2 separate regions of the Homo sapiens genome follow, and region 2 is linked to region 1. A link is a contact called in ENCODE Hi-C data. All regions are on one chromosome and are shown on one strand. Each heading gives the region's core, a stretch centred on a gene start or an enhancer-like site at or near the end of the contact. The rest is flanking DNA. Distances are from core to core; before and after follow the strand shown. Region 1 has its middle 20 kb from the start of C15orf39. Region 2 overlaps CSPG4 (chondroitin sulfate proteoglycan 4).

Region 1 (7,381 bases), core at 308-2,807:
TGGTGCAATATCGGCTCACTGCAACCTCCGCCTCCAGGGTTCAAGCAATTCTCATGCCTCAGCCACCCAAGTAGCTGGGATTATAGGCGTGCACCACCATGCCTGGCTAATTTTGTATTTTTAGTAGAGACAGGGTTTTACCAGGTTGGCCAGCCTAGTCTTGAACTCCTGATCTCAAGTAATTTACTCGCCTTGGCCTCTCAAAGTGCTGGGATTACAGGCGTGAGCACCGCTCCTGGCCCTGAGACTGGGTAATTTATAAAAGAAGTTTATTTGCCTCATAGTTCTGCAGGCTGTACAAGCATCTGCTAGGCTTCTGGTGAAGCGTCAGGAAGCTTTTACTCCTGGCGGGAGGCAAAGAGGGAGCAGACGTGTCGCATGGTGAGAGAGGGAGCAAGAGAGAGGAGGCATCAGGCTCTCCTGTGAACTAATAGAAAACTCACTCATTGAATCACTTGAACCCAGGAGGTGGAGGTTGCAGTGAGCCAAGATCGCGCTACTGCACTCCAGCCTGGGCTGTGAGTGAGACTCTGTCTCAAAAAAAAAGGAAGGAAAGAAAGAGAAAAAAAAATTAGAAATTAGAAAACTCACTCATTACCATGGGGAGGGCACTAAGCCATTCATGAGGGATCCCCCACCATGACCCAAACACCTCACACTATAGGCCCCACCTCCAGCACTGGGGATCACATTTCAACACGAGATGTGGATGGGACAAGTATCCACACTATGTCAGAGGCCTCCCTGTCATCAGAGTCTTCTGTCCTCGGTTCAGGTGCATGCTGGCTTCCATGCCTGGCTTCCTAGGAAGTCATCTTGGCCCCATGGGGTTGGGCCGGGCCACTAGGCTGAGGGTTGGAGCCCTATCTCTCCTAGTCCCAGCCTGGGTCTCCATCACTGACTAGCCCGCTCTGCTTGCTGCATTCTCTCCACACCTGTTCCCTGTAGCCCAGGGGTCAGTCTGGGTGCAGGCCTGGGTAGAGGTCCAGGAGCAGATTCTGCCCCCCAGCTCATACCTCCTGTGCACCATGGCAGCCAAAATGCACCAGCATGACCAGGAGTGCTGGCTTGTCCCTGTAATCCCAGTGTTTTTGGGAGGCTGAGGTGGAAAGATCACTTGAGACCAGCCTAGGCAACATAGCCAGACCCTGTCTCTACAAAAAATAAAATTAGGCATGGTGGCGTGTGCCTGTAGTCCCAGTATAGCAGGACAAGCCGCAGACAAAACTTCGTAGACACCGAGTTGTAGAAGAAGGGCTTTATTCAGCTGGGAGCATCGGCAAGCTACTGCCTTAAAATCCGAGCTGAGTGCACAATTTTTGTCCCTTTTAAGGCCTCACAACACTAAAGATTTCACATGAAAGGGTCGTGATTGATTTGAGCAAGCAAGGGGTACGTGACAGGGGCTGTATGCACCGGTGGTCAGAGTGAAACAGAACAGAGCAGGGAGTTTCACAATGTTCTTCCATACAATGCCTGAAATCTATGGGTAACATCGGGTTCTAAGTCATGAGTTGATTTTTAACTACTAGGTTTAGGCCAGGCAGGCCCAGGCCTGGCTTTGGGCCTGGCGCTGGGCTGCCTGTCTTTGATTTCACTTCCTTGTTTTTTTCTTAAAACAGGTACTGAGTATAAAACAATATGAGAGAGCCTCTCTCTTCCCTCACCAGCTACTCAGGAGGCTGAGGTGGGAAGATTGCATGAACCCAGGAGGTCAGGGCTGCAGTGAGCTATGATTGTGCCACCACATTCCAGCCTGGGCAACAGAGCAAGACCCTGTCTCTAAAACAAGAAACAAAGTGCACCAGTGTGTGGATTCCAGCTTCTCCTGGTGTGTGGACATGACCTCACTCGGCCCCATCAGTGAGTGGGAGGCTGCCTGCTGTCTTCCAGAACGTTCTCATCACTACACCTGTGTTCCTCCTGCATTCTCTGGCAGGCTTTGTGAGGGGACCTGTCACCTACCTCTCTGGCTGCCCTAAGGCCCAGCTCAAACCTTCCCTGCCCCTGAGAACCTTTTCCTGAAGAGTCTTTTCCCCACTGGCAGGCCTTCTTATTTCAGAGCTTTTGGTAGGGTGAGTAAAAGGATCGACTCTCTGCTACCAGCCTGGGAGGAATTGTCCCTAGGGTTGGGTCTCTGGATGGCATATGAGGGTCTAGACCAGGACCCAGATGACTGTAACCTGAAGGGCAGGACCTCAGCTGCCCCAGCTTGACACAGCCCCTTGTCCAGCCTGACCTTCTGGGACAGGCCCGACCCCTGCATCCTTTGGTCTTGGTCCCTACTGGGAACTCTGGTTACCCTGGCTTACCTACTTTGACTCCAAAGGCAATGCTGACATCCCCCGTGAGACACAGTGACAGACTGAGACTAACGTAGGGTTACCTGGCTCAGAGTCACCATGGCCAGGCAGAGGTCAGGTCCTGGCCTGGTTCAAGATCTTCCCCAATGCCCTTCTAGCTCTGGTGCCCTGCAGGGTCTACCTTGGAGCACCTGGAGCCCGAGAAGCTGCCCCTCACCTTTGAGATCCCAGGGACCCCCTCCCTGATCATGATGAAGGCGGAACCAAACCCGCTGAGGTGCCTGAAGGAGGAAGGGTCAGCCTCTGCCTCCCACGGCCTCTCTGATGGGGAGGATGTTATCGCAGCAGCGTGAGCTGGGAGCGGAATCGGGAGGATAGGGGTTTTCTCTATGGGTAGCTCTGGGCTCCAGGGTGGAGCCCTTTTAACCTGGCCCCTCCCCTGTGACTCTCCTTGGCCCCAAGCAAAGAAAGCAGCTTGCCCGAGGTCACCTGACAGGTAGGAACAGAGTGGGACCTGGGTTCTTTCTCACCCAGCTGCAGCTCCCCCGGCTTGCCCCACAGCCCCTTCCACCAGGTGACACAGAACCTGGCAGGCTGTGCCCCATAGAAGAGTTCACTTTCCTTCTGGTGAGGGATGGGAACCACCTTGGGGCGGGAGGGATGAGGGGTCTGGGGGCTCTCCCAGCCCTGCCTCACATTTGAAGGATGGCATCTGGGTGGCAGCATGGTTTAGGCTACACAGGGCGGCCCCGAGGTTTATAGCCTGGCCTCGGGCGGATGCTGCCATGCCACCTTCTCTTTTGCACATCCTGACCTGGCACCCTACCTAGTTAAAGGTCCTCAGGTCTCCTGGGCATTGCCCCCACTCCCTGCCCAGACACAGCTGTCCTTGTCCTGGACTAATCTTCAGAGATTCTTGTCCAGCCCACAGCTTTGCTGGACATCGCAGGCTGGGCCAGGTCCCCTGCCCAGCACTAACATCTCTTTGTGAGTCTCAACCAGACTGAGCTGTAGCGTCAGGGTCAGGGTAGGCTCTGACTTAATTGATGGTGTCAATAAACCCCCAGGACAGGGGGGTTTATTGATGGTGTCACATCTGCTTACATTCTTGGCCTCTATGGTCTCTTTGGGGCATGATACCCCTCTGTCCCATGCTTAGGTGCCCACATGTGGCCACAAGTGCCTTTCCTACCACTATCCCTACTTGAGGCCGGTGTCCAGGAACCTGTGGCTCCAGGCAGAAGGCTGAGCGCAGAGCCAGGCCTGGGCAGACATTCCGCAGGGGCTGCAGGAGCTGACAGCCCTGACCACCCAGCCCGTGGCCATCCATTCCCCTTCACCGTGGCTGGCCCCTCATCCACCATCCTTCCAGGGGCCAGGCCTGGGCCCAAACTGACTTTTGCCTGCCCCAGTCCCCCTCGTGTTCTTGGCTGAGTGTGATGGTCTTGCCCGTTTCCTTGATTATCCTCAATCAGAGGTTTATAGAGCCACTTGGGGACATCACATCTATCTACCAGGTCCTCACCAGAGACATGACTGCCTTGGGCCGGGCCTGGGATAGTCAGGGGTCAGACTCACCTGTTGGGACCTGGCTTCAGCGGCTTCAATGTGGGCAATGGCCTGATGGGCGGCTGCCCCTTCTCCTCTGCTTGGGGGAGGTAGGAGAGGAAGGTCAGGCAGGAGATCTGCTTCCGGCCCACCTGACGCTGGTTGGAAGCAGGGCGCCCACCTGTGCCTGTCTCACCTCGCTGCAGGTGCATCGGAGGCTGAACCGCTCTCCTGATCTCCTGCAGGTGCAGATTCCACATTTCCAGTGGGTGTCGGGGTGGGCTCCAGAGCTCTCCTGGCCCTAGGGAACCCTGGGCTCCATGAGGCCTTGGCCTAGCCAGATTGTTTCCCACACTGTCACCTCCCCATACCGTCACCTCCTCAAACATGGGGCTGCATGCTCTGTGCCCTGGGTGGGACATTGGAAGGAGTTCCACCTTCCAGGTTTGGATCACAGTAAAGCCTCTGCCATGGGGATGTGCTGGCTGAGACAGATGGGGTTGAACCAGCCCTGTCACTTTGGCCTTGGGCAAGTCACCTGTGCCTTGCTTCCCTTTCCCCAGCAGCCAGACGGGGATAATAGCACCCATTTCACCCGTACTCAGGTGCTCACTTGTTAGCGGGAACTGAGTCCCAGAGGAGGTGCAGGCAGAGCCATCGAGAAAGCACTGCAGCTGGACCTGGGTCTGAGTCGCAGTTCCTGGCTGTGAGATGCGTCTCTCCCTCTGTTTATTCATCTGAAGGACAGGGCTGTGCTGTTCTGGGGTCACTGTGACAATTCAGCTGGCCTGTGTGAGTTGGTGGTGGCTTCCTGAGATGGTTTGAGGTGGGCTGGAGGTGTGTCTTGAATGCCCCCTCGCCTCCATGGGGAAGACCCACTTAGGGAAGACTCGTGGCTGTATGGAGGAACCCACGTTCCCTGCCCCCCAGCTGTCCTCTGTCCTTTCCCAGCCCCCTCTGCTGTCCTGCAGTTTCTGGCAGTGGCCATCCAGCTTGTTGGTCATCTGGCTGGTCCACTCTTCCAGGTGGACCCTCTCTCCTCATGTGGTGCAGGTCCCATTGCACCACCACCAGACAGGCCATGCTAGCCCCAGGGCCCCCTTTCCCTGTTACCCAGCCCCCACCCCCAGCTATGTGCCCCCTCCCTAAAGCCCACTGTGTCCACCAGCTGTGTTTGAACTGTCTGTGTGCAAGACCTCATGCAAAGCCTGAAACAGCCTGGCTTGTAGAGGGCCAGGAGACCAAAGCTTGAAGAGAGAGTGACGGTCTCCCAGAGCCCACTTAGCCTCAGCCCCAGGGCTGTGTCCATGCTGGTCCTGGCTCCATTGAGCCAATTCTCTCCCATGACGCCTGTAAGGGCTCCAGTGGTGATGGAGGTAGCTGGAGAGAACAAGGCTGCCATAACCCTCCCTCCCTGAGAAGGCCCAATGGGGAACGTTTTAGGCATCAGGGCATTCTGGGGGCATCTTCCAGGGACCCCTCCTACACCCTGCCCTGCCCTGGCTCTCTAGTGAGAAATTGCAGTTGCTTGGACAGTGGGGCTGACCCAGGACAAATGCATATATTGGGCTGGTCTTTGGGGTGCTGGGGTGGGGGCATGGGCGCTTCAGGGATAGGAAGGAGAGGCCTGTGTATTCCAGAAGTACAGAGGAACCTGGTGCCGGCCACAGTCAATCCCGATGTGATGATCTTTCTACCCGCCCTCTTTGATGTCTTGGTGCTGGCTGCTGTCTTTGGCCACATAAGCTCATGGTCTGGGTTCCTGGGGTCCCCTCGCTGGGCCTCCACACTGCCTGCAGGTAGAGGAGCCTTCAGGCCAGGACTATCCTTGGCTCCCCTTTCCAGGTCATGGGTTCAAAGACCATTCCTGGGTTCCACCACCGCCAAGCCTCAATGGTGTCCTGATGGGCACGGGAGCTGCTGGGGCGTTCTGGGTTAAGACCCTTGCCTATCCCAGTGTTCCCCCCTGCAGTGGGGCTGCAGGGGTTGGCCTCAGTCTCTGCCCTGGGAGCCTGCCTCACCTTGGCCTGGCGGCCCCACACCTGCCCTGGAAGACCCCCCCACACTCAGTGGCTCTGATTCACTGTAGAGCAGCCAGGGCCCCCGTTGCTCACACCCTCTGGCCTGAGGCTGACTGGCTCTGTGGCTGGGTTTGGGGGTCAGGGAGGGGGGTGGGCCTTGCCCTCAGCAGCCCCCATTCCCACTCCGACCCCTTTTCAGTCTTCCTCCTCTTGTGGGCTCTACCCTGGGGCGCCCCCAGCTCCTCACACCATATGACCGTCTAAGTATCTAGAAATCAGTTTTTTAAATACCAACTTTGGATTGCTTCCTGACTTTTCCATACCCCCAAAGGGCCAGTGTTTGTCTTAGGACTGACAGTCCCTCCAGCTCTACTGGGCCAGACCAGGCGGGCGTAAGGGTGCCCCTGCCCCAGCCCTCTTTGGGGCGGGCTTCTGTCCCCTTCCTGCTGCCTCTGCAGCTGAGTTCCTGCCCCAGGGAGAGAAACTTAACCCAGCTCTGTGGGGATGAAGGTGCCCTGCAAAGCGCCACGGGAGGGCTGCCAGGCTGCCGTGTTCTGCTGTCTGAGGCCCGCCATGCTGGGCCACGCCCAGAGCCGGCCTGAGTGCCCCCACCTCAGTGGGCTTTGTGATGTGTATGTACAGGATCACACCTTGCCCTTTCCTCCGGTCTGACCCTTCCCTATCTCCCCGCCTCAACCCCATGTCCTGTGTGTGAGCACCCAGCTCACTCTCGTTCCTCCCTCTCCAAAGTGTGGTCCCTGGCAGCACGAGTGGCAAGAGGGTCAGCAGAGACTGCGGACACCTGAGCTGTGCCTAAGTCCTCTGTGTGGTCTAGCTGTGTGTGCTGGGGGAGGCTCTTGGCCACCATTTCCCCCTCTGTAAATGAGACCGATACCTGTGGCATGGAGGGCGGGAGGCTGGTGTGAGTGCCAAGCACTTGGAGCAGGGCCCTGAGTGAGCATGGACGTGGGAGCAGGGGTGTTTCTCAACTTTGTGCACCTTGGGGATGGGAGTGGGGCTCCCCGCGTGGGTTGACAAGGCATTGCTTTCCCCCACCCCACCTCTGTCCCAGCCCTGCAAGTCCAATCCTTGGGGGTTTTGGAGGGAAGAAGCCCTGGCTGTGTGTCCTCGAGCTGGTCCTTGGCCCTCTCTGGCTCTGAGTTCTGGGGAAAGTCAGTGGTGCTGGAACTCCGGATTCATTCCTCAGGGTTGAGGCACCGTCTGTGGAAGCCATGGGGCAAGGTGAAGGCAGGGAGAGGAGAGGTTTGGAGTTTGGGTTTCAGCAGAGGGAGCAGCAGCATGAGGGGTCACCTGTGTGTAGAGGAAAGGGAGTGAAGGCCAGGAGTGGGGAATGAGTCTGAGTGCACCCAGGACGGTGCTGCGCCTCCTCCCACATCCACTTGGCCCCGGGGGAGGGAGAAGAAAGGCCATAAGACAAAGGGGAAGCTGAGTTGGGTCCACACATGTCCTTCCAGGACCTGGAGGTGCCACTGTCTGGCCCTCATGCAG
Region 2 (7,444 bases), core at 4,868-7,367, 450 kb after region 1:
CCAGGGCCCCTTCTTACCCTGGAGGCCAGGGTCCGCGTCCTCTGGCTCTGCATTGTCCTTCCCACCTCCCACCCTGCCTTAGGCTCAGCTCTCCTCCTTCTTCAGGGCCCAGCCCAGACAGCCCCTGTGTTCCAGGAGGGGCCTGCCCCTTCCACCTGGGCAGTCAGGTTCTTTGGGGCTCCTCCCTCTTGGATCCCTGAGGCCAAGACCTCCCCACCATGTAGGCCAGATGGTCCCCACTCACTCCACCCCCAACCTCAGGGAGAGCCTTCCGAATCAGTGAGGTGGGTGTGCAGCAAGGAAGGGCAGAGTGGCACTGCCAGCTGCTCCTACCCAGAACTGGATCCCTTGCTGCACACCTCACTTCACTCCCTGCCACAGCCCAGTGAAGAATGGCCCTGCGTCTCTCTTTGCCAGATGGGGAACACATGCATTCGGCCATCCAAAAGAAGGACTGAGCATTTGTTCGGCACCTACTATGTGTCGGGCACTGAGATAGCTGCCATAAATTATGATAATAACAATAACATCAGCTTCTACCATTTGTCAAGCACCTACAACATGCCAGACCCATATGCTGGGCCATTCAATAGGAGGAACCATCATAACACCAATAATAAGAATGGTCGGCCTGGCATGGTGGCTTTTGCCTGTGATCCCAGCACTTTGGAAAGCAGATGCGGGCATATCACTTGAGGTCAGGAGTTCGAGACCAGCCTGGCCAACATGGTGAAACCGTGCCTCTACTAAAAATACAAAAATTAGCCGGGCATGGTGGTATGCGCCTGTAGTCCCAGCTACTCGGGAGGCTGAGGCAGGAGAATCGCTTGAACCTGGGAAGCGGAGGTTGCAGTGAGCCGAGATCACGCCACTGCACTCCAGCCTGGGCGGCAGAGCGAGACTCCGTATTTTAAAAAAAAAAGCCGGTCACGGTGTCTCACGCCTGTAATCCCAGCCCTTTGGGAGGCCGAGGTGGGTGGATCACGAGGTCAGGAGATCGAGACCATCCTGGCTAACACGGCGAAAACCCGTCTCTACCAAAAAACAGAAAAAAAAATTAGCCAGGCGTGGTGGCGGACGCCTGAAGTCCCAGCTACTCGGGAGGCTGAGGCAGGAGAACGGCGTGAATCTCGGAGGCGGAGCTTGCAGCGAGCCGAGATCGTGCCACTGCACATCTGCCTGGGCGACAGAGTGAGACTCTGTCTCAAAACAAAACAAAACGAACAAAAAAAAAACAAAAAAACGAACAACAACAAAAAAAAGGCCAACATTTATTGAGCATTTACTGTGTGTGAGGGGCTGTTCTAAGAGCTTTGCCTTAACACTGACCCTTTGGAAAGAAACCTTGGTCAGTTATACTGTTTTGGTAGATCTTCATTCAGAGAGAGGGCAGAAGCTGGGCTGGGGCCCTCTGGCCAGACACATAGCATGAATGCTGGAAGGGACAGGAGGAGGGCTTCTAGGCAGAAAGCAGGCACTGAGCTCCCAGGCCTGGCTCAATACTCTCTCGAACCAGTGGTCCCTTCTTGAGTTAGAACAGGTGGGTGGACTTGTACAAGCTCACCAAGTGGACAGTCACTGCCTCTGCCCTCCTTCCTTCAGTTCATGTGTTCTGCCCCCAGACTCTGAGCTTCTCAGGGCAGATTAGGGAGCAGAGGTCCTGGGGCCTTGAACCTTCATGGAGTCCCTGGGCCTTGCCCCAGTTGCTTGTCCAGGTGCAGTACTCACAAGGCAACCTTTTAGCAGGGCTGACTCAGAAGGGGCCTTTCTACCTGAGTCACTGACTTCCAGGAGCGCTCAGGCTCTGCCAGCCTCGCCCACCTGCCCAGCAGCTCTTTAGGTCACCCCAGCACAGGCGCCACCTTCCCCAACAAGACTCAACAAGGCTCCCCTGCCGCAGTCTGGTTCTTGAAGGTCTCTGCCCTGGCCAGCATGTCTGGCATCCCTGGCCCATTGCCTGGCCCCGATGCCTCTCCAGGTGTTGGGCATCCCACTGCTGAGAGACATATCTTTGGCATCTGGAAGTGTTTCAAGCCTCTAGGAGGCCTAGCTCTGCCGGTGAATTGCTTTGTGACTATGGTTGAGTCACACCTCTTCTCTGGGCCCCCTGATTGAATGCACGGTCGTCTGGGTGGGGGAGAGGTGAGGGCATCCGTGGCTCTGCTCTGCCCCTTGCCCCCGAAGGTTGTGATCAAGTGAGCCCTGTGAGTGGTTAGCCCGGCTGGCACAGCGCCCCATGAGCCTGGATGTTCTCAGGAGGGCTGTTGGGCAGGGGGAGGCTGAGTGTAAGGGGGTTTGGGGTCATCTCCTCCTCCTGCCCCACTTAACTTTGCTTCTTTCTGTGGTGAGCCCCCACGTGTGATTTGGTGAACGTGTTCTGCCCATAGCGTTCTGAGATAGACCCTATAGGCAGAACACGTTCAGGCAGAATGACCTCAGGTGTCTGGGTGGGAGGGAGCCACGGGCGAGTCTGAAGGAGGTGTGCAGTGAGCTCTGAAGCATCTGGGAGGGAAAGATTAAATCCACCCGACAGAAACTCAGGGCCTGGGGTCAGGTCAGCCTGGGCCCTAGCAGAGATCTGGGGCCAGAGCAGCCATCGAGAGCCCAGCCAGCAACCCTGGGGGTGAGAGGAGCAGGGGAGCCAGAGTGGGAACCCAGGAGAGGTCTGGGTAGGATGGGTGGTCAGAGGCCTCTTGGCTTGAGGGCATGTCTGAGGGAAGGGGGTGCTGTGTTCTGGCAGTAGATGTTTGCTGGACATCTACTGTGTACCCAGCATGGGCACAGCAGTGGCTAGGCCAGGCTACACACTGCCTTAGTGGAGTGTATAGAATTGAACGATGCCTACTGCAGGGTGTGGGGGTCTGGGGCCTTCACCTGGGCTTTGGCTCAACAACCCAGGAGGGGAGTGGAGTTGGTGGGGGTCCCAAAGGCACTCCCAGCACCAGGATAGCCCACAGGCTGGGGGCCATAGACCAGCATTCCTTCTGTGGACAGGAGAGACAGTGGGGCACCTCTGCGGGACAGAGAGCTCTGGGTGTCCCATGCCCTCCTTCTGACCAGGCCTGGCTGGCAGTGTGACAGGTGGCTTCTTTCCCCTCTCCTGCTGGCTGCCCTGCTCCTCCATGGGGGAGGCCCTGTGCATGACACAGGCACTGACTGGTGACATTGGCCGGACACTTCCCTTCATCTCTTCCCCTGACAGGTGAGACCAGATGGGCAGGGAAGGGACAGGAAGGGAAGGAGCAGCCAGATTACAGAAGGTGGGGTGGTGGGGCTACTGTACTTCCCAGGGCCCCATCTTTGGGAGGTAAGGATGGGAGTAGGCTGTTTCCTGCAGAGCCTCCCCATTGGATCAGATCTGGCTGCTGGTCTTACCCTCCTCTGCTTCCCTCTCTTGTCCTCACTGGAGTCCCCTGGGGAAGGAACCCATGTCAGAACCCATCCCTCCAAACCTGCAGCGGATGTGGGGGTCTTTGCAAGAGTGAGAGCTGAAGTGGAATAGAAAACCCTGGGACAGGGCTCGAGGTCTGACCCCTCTTCCAGCTCAGCCACCAGCTCACTGTATGATCTTGGTCTGGGCCCTGCCTCTCCCATTTTAGTGTCCCCTAATTAAAGGGTGAGGGGAAGACTTCAGTCAGGACTTACACTGTGTCATGTGTCTTCTAATCACCAGGGACCTTGTTAAAACACAGTCTGATTCAGCTACTCTGGGGTAGGGCCTGAGAGTCTTCATTTCCAACAAGCTCCCAGGTAATGCCGGTGCTGCCAGTTCATGGACTCCACTTTGAGCAGCAAAGACTTAGGCAACTCATTGCATTTGAGTCTGCAAGACCCAGAGACTGTGTCTCTTGGGTCCTTTGCAATCTCACGAGGCATCAGAAGGAAGCCTTGGGATTAGCTCCAGGCTCTGGACTAACAGAGCACGGATCTCAGGTTGGCAGGCAGGGGAACTATCCTAGTCCCCTGCTGAGGCTGTGTTTGGGTAAAAAAGTCCTTCTTGGCAACTGGGCGATTTAATCCAGGGTTGCTTCTGTCTCTAGGGGCTCACAGGACATCTGGAACATGAAGGAACACAACACAACCCACCAATTATCTTGGTGGCCACAGAGGGCCCTCCAAGGAGCTGATGCCCTTTGTGAGGCTAGTAGCCATCAGTTAAATACTGTAATCCATTACACTGAGAATAGAAATGTAACCAGGATGTAGCTGAACATGCCCAGCTTTAGCTGCCATGTGGCTGGGCCTTCCATGGAAAGGACCAGCCTTCTCTAAGGAGAGGAGGAAGCAGACAGAGGCAGTGAGCCCTCCCACTCTGCGCTTCCCCTCACTGGCCTGCTCACACCGCTGGGTGAAGGCACATGTCAGGGTTAGGTAGTTATTCAATGGTATGCCTGCGGCTCTTCAGGAAGGGCTGATTGGATTCCTATCTACATCTTCCACTGCATTTTTGGCACAAAATGCTCTGGCTATTGCCTGACCAATCTTAGCGGTAACTCCACAGGGATGGCGTTACCTATGAGAGGCCCTAGGGTCGGAGTGGAGCTGTGTAGAGGAGCCCAGCGGGTCTGGTTCTCTACCTTGGTCCCAACTATTTACCAGGGCTTCCCGACATCTTACGGCCAGGAATGGGAGATCCAACCAGAGAGGTCTGGAGTTCTGCCCAGGAAGAACCTCCACCTCTTTGAGATCTGGAATCTTCAGGGCCTGGAGGAAGATGCCAGCAGCCCTGGCAGTTCTCATTGGTCAGGGGAGGTCGGTGTGGGGTGGCAGAAGCACTTCTCTGGCTTCCTATTGGGGGATGAGTGTGCAAGCTCAGTGGGCTCCCTGGCTGCCAGAGCAATCTGCTTAAAGGACTGGCTTCTAGGATGCAGGGAAGGGCTCAGAGGGAGCCCCTTCTCTAGCACCTGAGAGACTAAGCCACTTAGGGTGGTGGGCAGGGTTTCTAAGCTGGGGTCCTGGGGATCTGGGCCCCTCTGGCAACTCCTACCCTGTCCCCTTCCCCCACCAGTGGGCTCACTTTGCAATTCTGCTGATGTCAGCTTGAGTGCCTTAATGGGCAGAAAATCCTGACTCCTTTGCCCGACTAGGCTAGCTGGGACTGCAGGGGGCCCCAGGTAAGGAGCATATACTTCTGAAATTTGTGTGTGCCCCCGCGTATGCGTTTGTGTCTTAGGTAGGTAGGTATTTATCTCTGTGTTGTGTGTCTGAAGGTCATGCATGAGCCTGTGTTCATATACACAATGGCGTGCACAAAGGCACATTATGGATTTGTGTATGTTTGTTTGTGTGGAGAGGGTCAGGAGCTCCCAGACATTCCTGAACACTTGCACATGGGTTGGCTGTTATCTCCAGCGCCTGGGAGGAACTGGCTCCTTAAAGGAGGGGGATGGTGAGTTACTTTGTAAAGTGGAGACAAGCCCCTTAAGCCCTGGGGAAAGGGATTTACATAAACCAAGGTCCCACGTTTAGGTTGGGTTCTCAGCTCTGGTGTGCCCATGAAAGACCCTCTCCCAGGTCCTAGCAGAGCTGCTGGCACAGTGCCCTGGGTGCCAGCCCACTGTCCTGCATGGGCTCAGAGGAGCTGGAACGGTGTCAGCTGGTGCCAGCTCCCTGGGGGCAGGGCAGGCCGGGCCAGGCTATGTGAACAGAGTGTGTCCTCAGTCCTCTGGGGGAAATCGGAGACCAGGCCAGATCCTGCCTGCTGGGTCTCTCACCCTCTTCTCAGCTTACACTTCCAGGGAAACTGGTCACCCTGGGTAGAGACTTGCTCCAGATATCAGGGCCCTGAGGCTCCAGCCTGAGCTCCTGGGAGGGGATGTGGTGTAGAGACACCCTTGGCCAGGCCCCTGCCTCAGGCTGGCCTGGGGCGCCAGAGAGACCAGGCTTGTAGAAGGAACGGAGCAGGCTCACGCGGAGCCCTGTGCACGGTGAGCTCAGGGTGCAGAGGGATCTCTGGGGCCCTGGTCACCCTCCCTGGGGAGTCCTGCTTTTCAGTGTGGCAAGAAGCGCCTTGCTGTGTGACAGCCCTCTTCCCCTCCCTGACTCTTAGTCTCCCCTGGGTCCTCTGGGGGCCCTAACAGCAGGATGTACCTGGCCTCCTGCCCGAAGCCTCTCAGAGTGGAGGAGGACCTAGGAGGCTGGACACTGAGATGCGAGAGGCGTCATAGGAGGGGCGGTCCAGGGGCAGGGTGGGGAGGAGACTTCTCTTGCTCATTCCTGGTTCAAATGTTTCAGATGTTGGGATGCAGGGAAGAGGTGACTCTGGTCCCCAGATGCAGGTCAGCTGCCAGAGGCTGGCCAGGGCTTCCCACCCACTGACCCTGGCTGCACTCAGAGGCCTCTCACATTTCTCTTCCTCTCTTCAGTCTACTGTCAGGGCCAGGCATATCCCCTGGGACCCAGAATCTGTCTCCATTGCCCCCAACCCTGCGACACCCTCAAGAGAGGTCTAGAGGGTGGTGACTCAGTAACTCAGAGAGGGCCTTCTGGAGATGCCGCGGCCTCAGAACCCCTCTGTAACCCAATGCTGGCCTCTCAGGCCACGTGCGGGGATGCCTGGCTTTTCTGAATCCTTGCTGCTTCCTCTGGCTTTGAGAAGCAGCACACTTGGTCCTCCTGTTGGGAGGGTGGACACCAGCAGAAGCCTTCCTTGTAAAAGTTTCTAGGAGGCACCTGTGGTGGTTCTCCTCCCCCTCCCCCTTGGTACCATGTCCCAGCCTTGGGATCCCCAAGTCCCCCCACTCCCTTCACTTTGCTGCTGCAACCCCTTGAGAGGTGGCTGGGGAAGGACAGGGGTATGGAGGTCGAAACTCAGGCTAATAAATCTAGGGTGGGGAGCATTTATTTTAATTTTTGTCTTGCAGCTCTTTGTAGAGGACCTAGCCTTTCTCTACTGAACTGAAGGGGTTTGGTCCCATCACCCGAAGACTGGCCCACCTGCCCACACAGGTGGGGGCACAGGAGGTCTGGGAGGCCCCAGGAGGTGGAAGTTCAGAGGCCTGCCTGGCCCTGTCCATCCCACTGGCTGAGGCCAGGCCGGAGGGCCGACCCCAGGGGCCCTCTGTATGCAAGCCGACGCAGACAAGGGCCCAGTGCATAGTTAAGACACAAACACCACACAGCTGTCCAGAGCCTCCAAAGCACTGTTTATCCAGGCTCCATGGAACCAAGTGCCCCCAGCTGCCTGCCCTAGTCCTCAGGGGGGCACTGGCACCGCAGTGGCCTCGGCCTGAGACCCTCGATGAGCCCCAGCCTAACCTGCTCCAAAGCCACTGACACATGCATGTTTAGCCCTTGGCCCATCAAGATGGGGCCCTGGGAATGAACTGGCTGCAGACCCTCCTCCATCCCACACCCCCAGGGGCTCCATCAGTCCTGGCTAGCTCAGCACCATGTTAAATAGCTTCCTTGCAATCTCCCTTAAATAAACCCATCCCCAGAGCAA

What was found. Hi-C counts contacts between places; a loop is a spot of excess contacts on that map. Pooled maps may share reads with other maps.
Region 2: a map of HL-60/S4 shows a loop between it and region 1 (3-fold over the local background). The contact joins two enhancer-like sites. A Hi-C loop is called at or near these places in 1 of 168 maps with a recorded cell type or tissue (HL-60/S4), 1 of 37 single-sample maps with no recorded cell type and 4 of 50 pooled maps.

What each region holds. Positions count from the first base shown.
Region 1 is chr15:75,218,019-75,225,399 of GRCh38, forward strand. No RefSeq gene overlaps it. Among named protein-coding and RNA genes, the nearest start is that of C15orf39, 20 kb to the left of the region's middle. RefSeq lists enhancers at 626-675, 1,486-1,675, 1,756-1,815. Within about 2 kb of position 1,558, at least 2 of the 41 ENCODE cell types and tissues checked have a DNase peak (open chromatin) inside an H3K27ac peak, as active enhancers do.
Region 2 is chr15:75,667,499-75,674,942 of GRCh38, forward strand. CSPG4 (chondroitin sulfate proteoglycan 4) reads right to left here. Exons shown (of 10, transcript NM_001897.5): 10 at 6,824-7,444. Among named protein-coding and RNA genes, the nearest start is that of SNX33, 23 kb to the left of the region's middle. RefSeq lists an enhancer at 6,820-7,444. Within about 2 kb of position 6,118, at least 23 of the 41 ENCODE cell types and tissues checked have a DNase peak (open chromatin) inside an H3K27ac peak, as active enhancers do.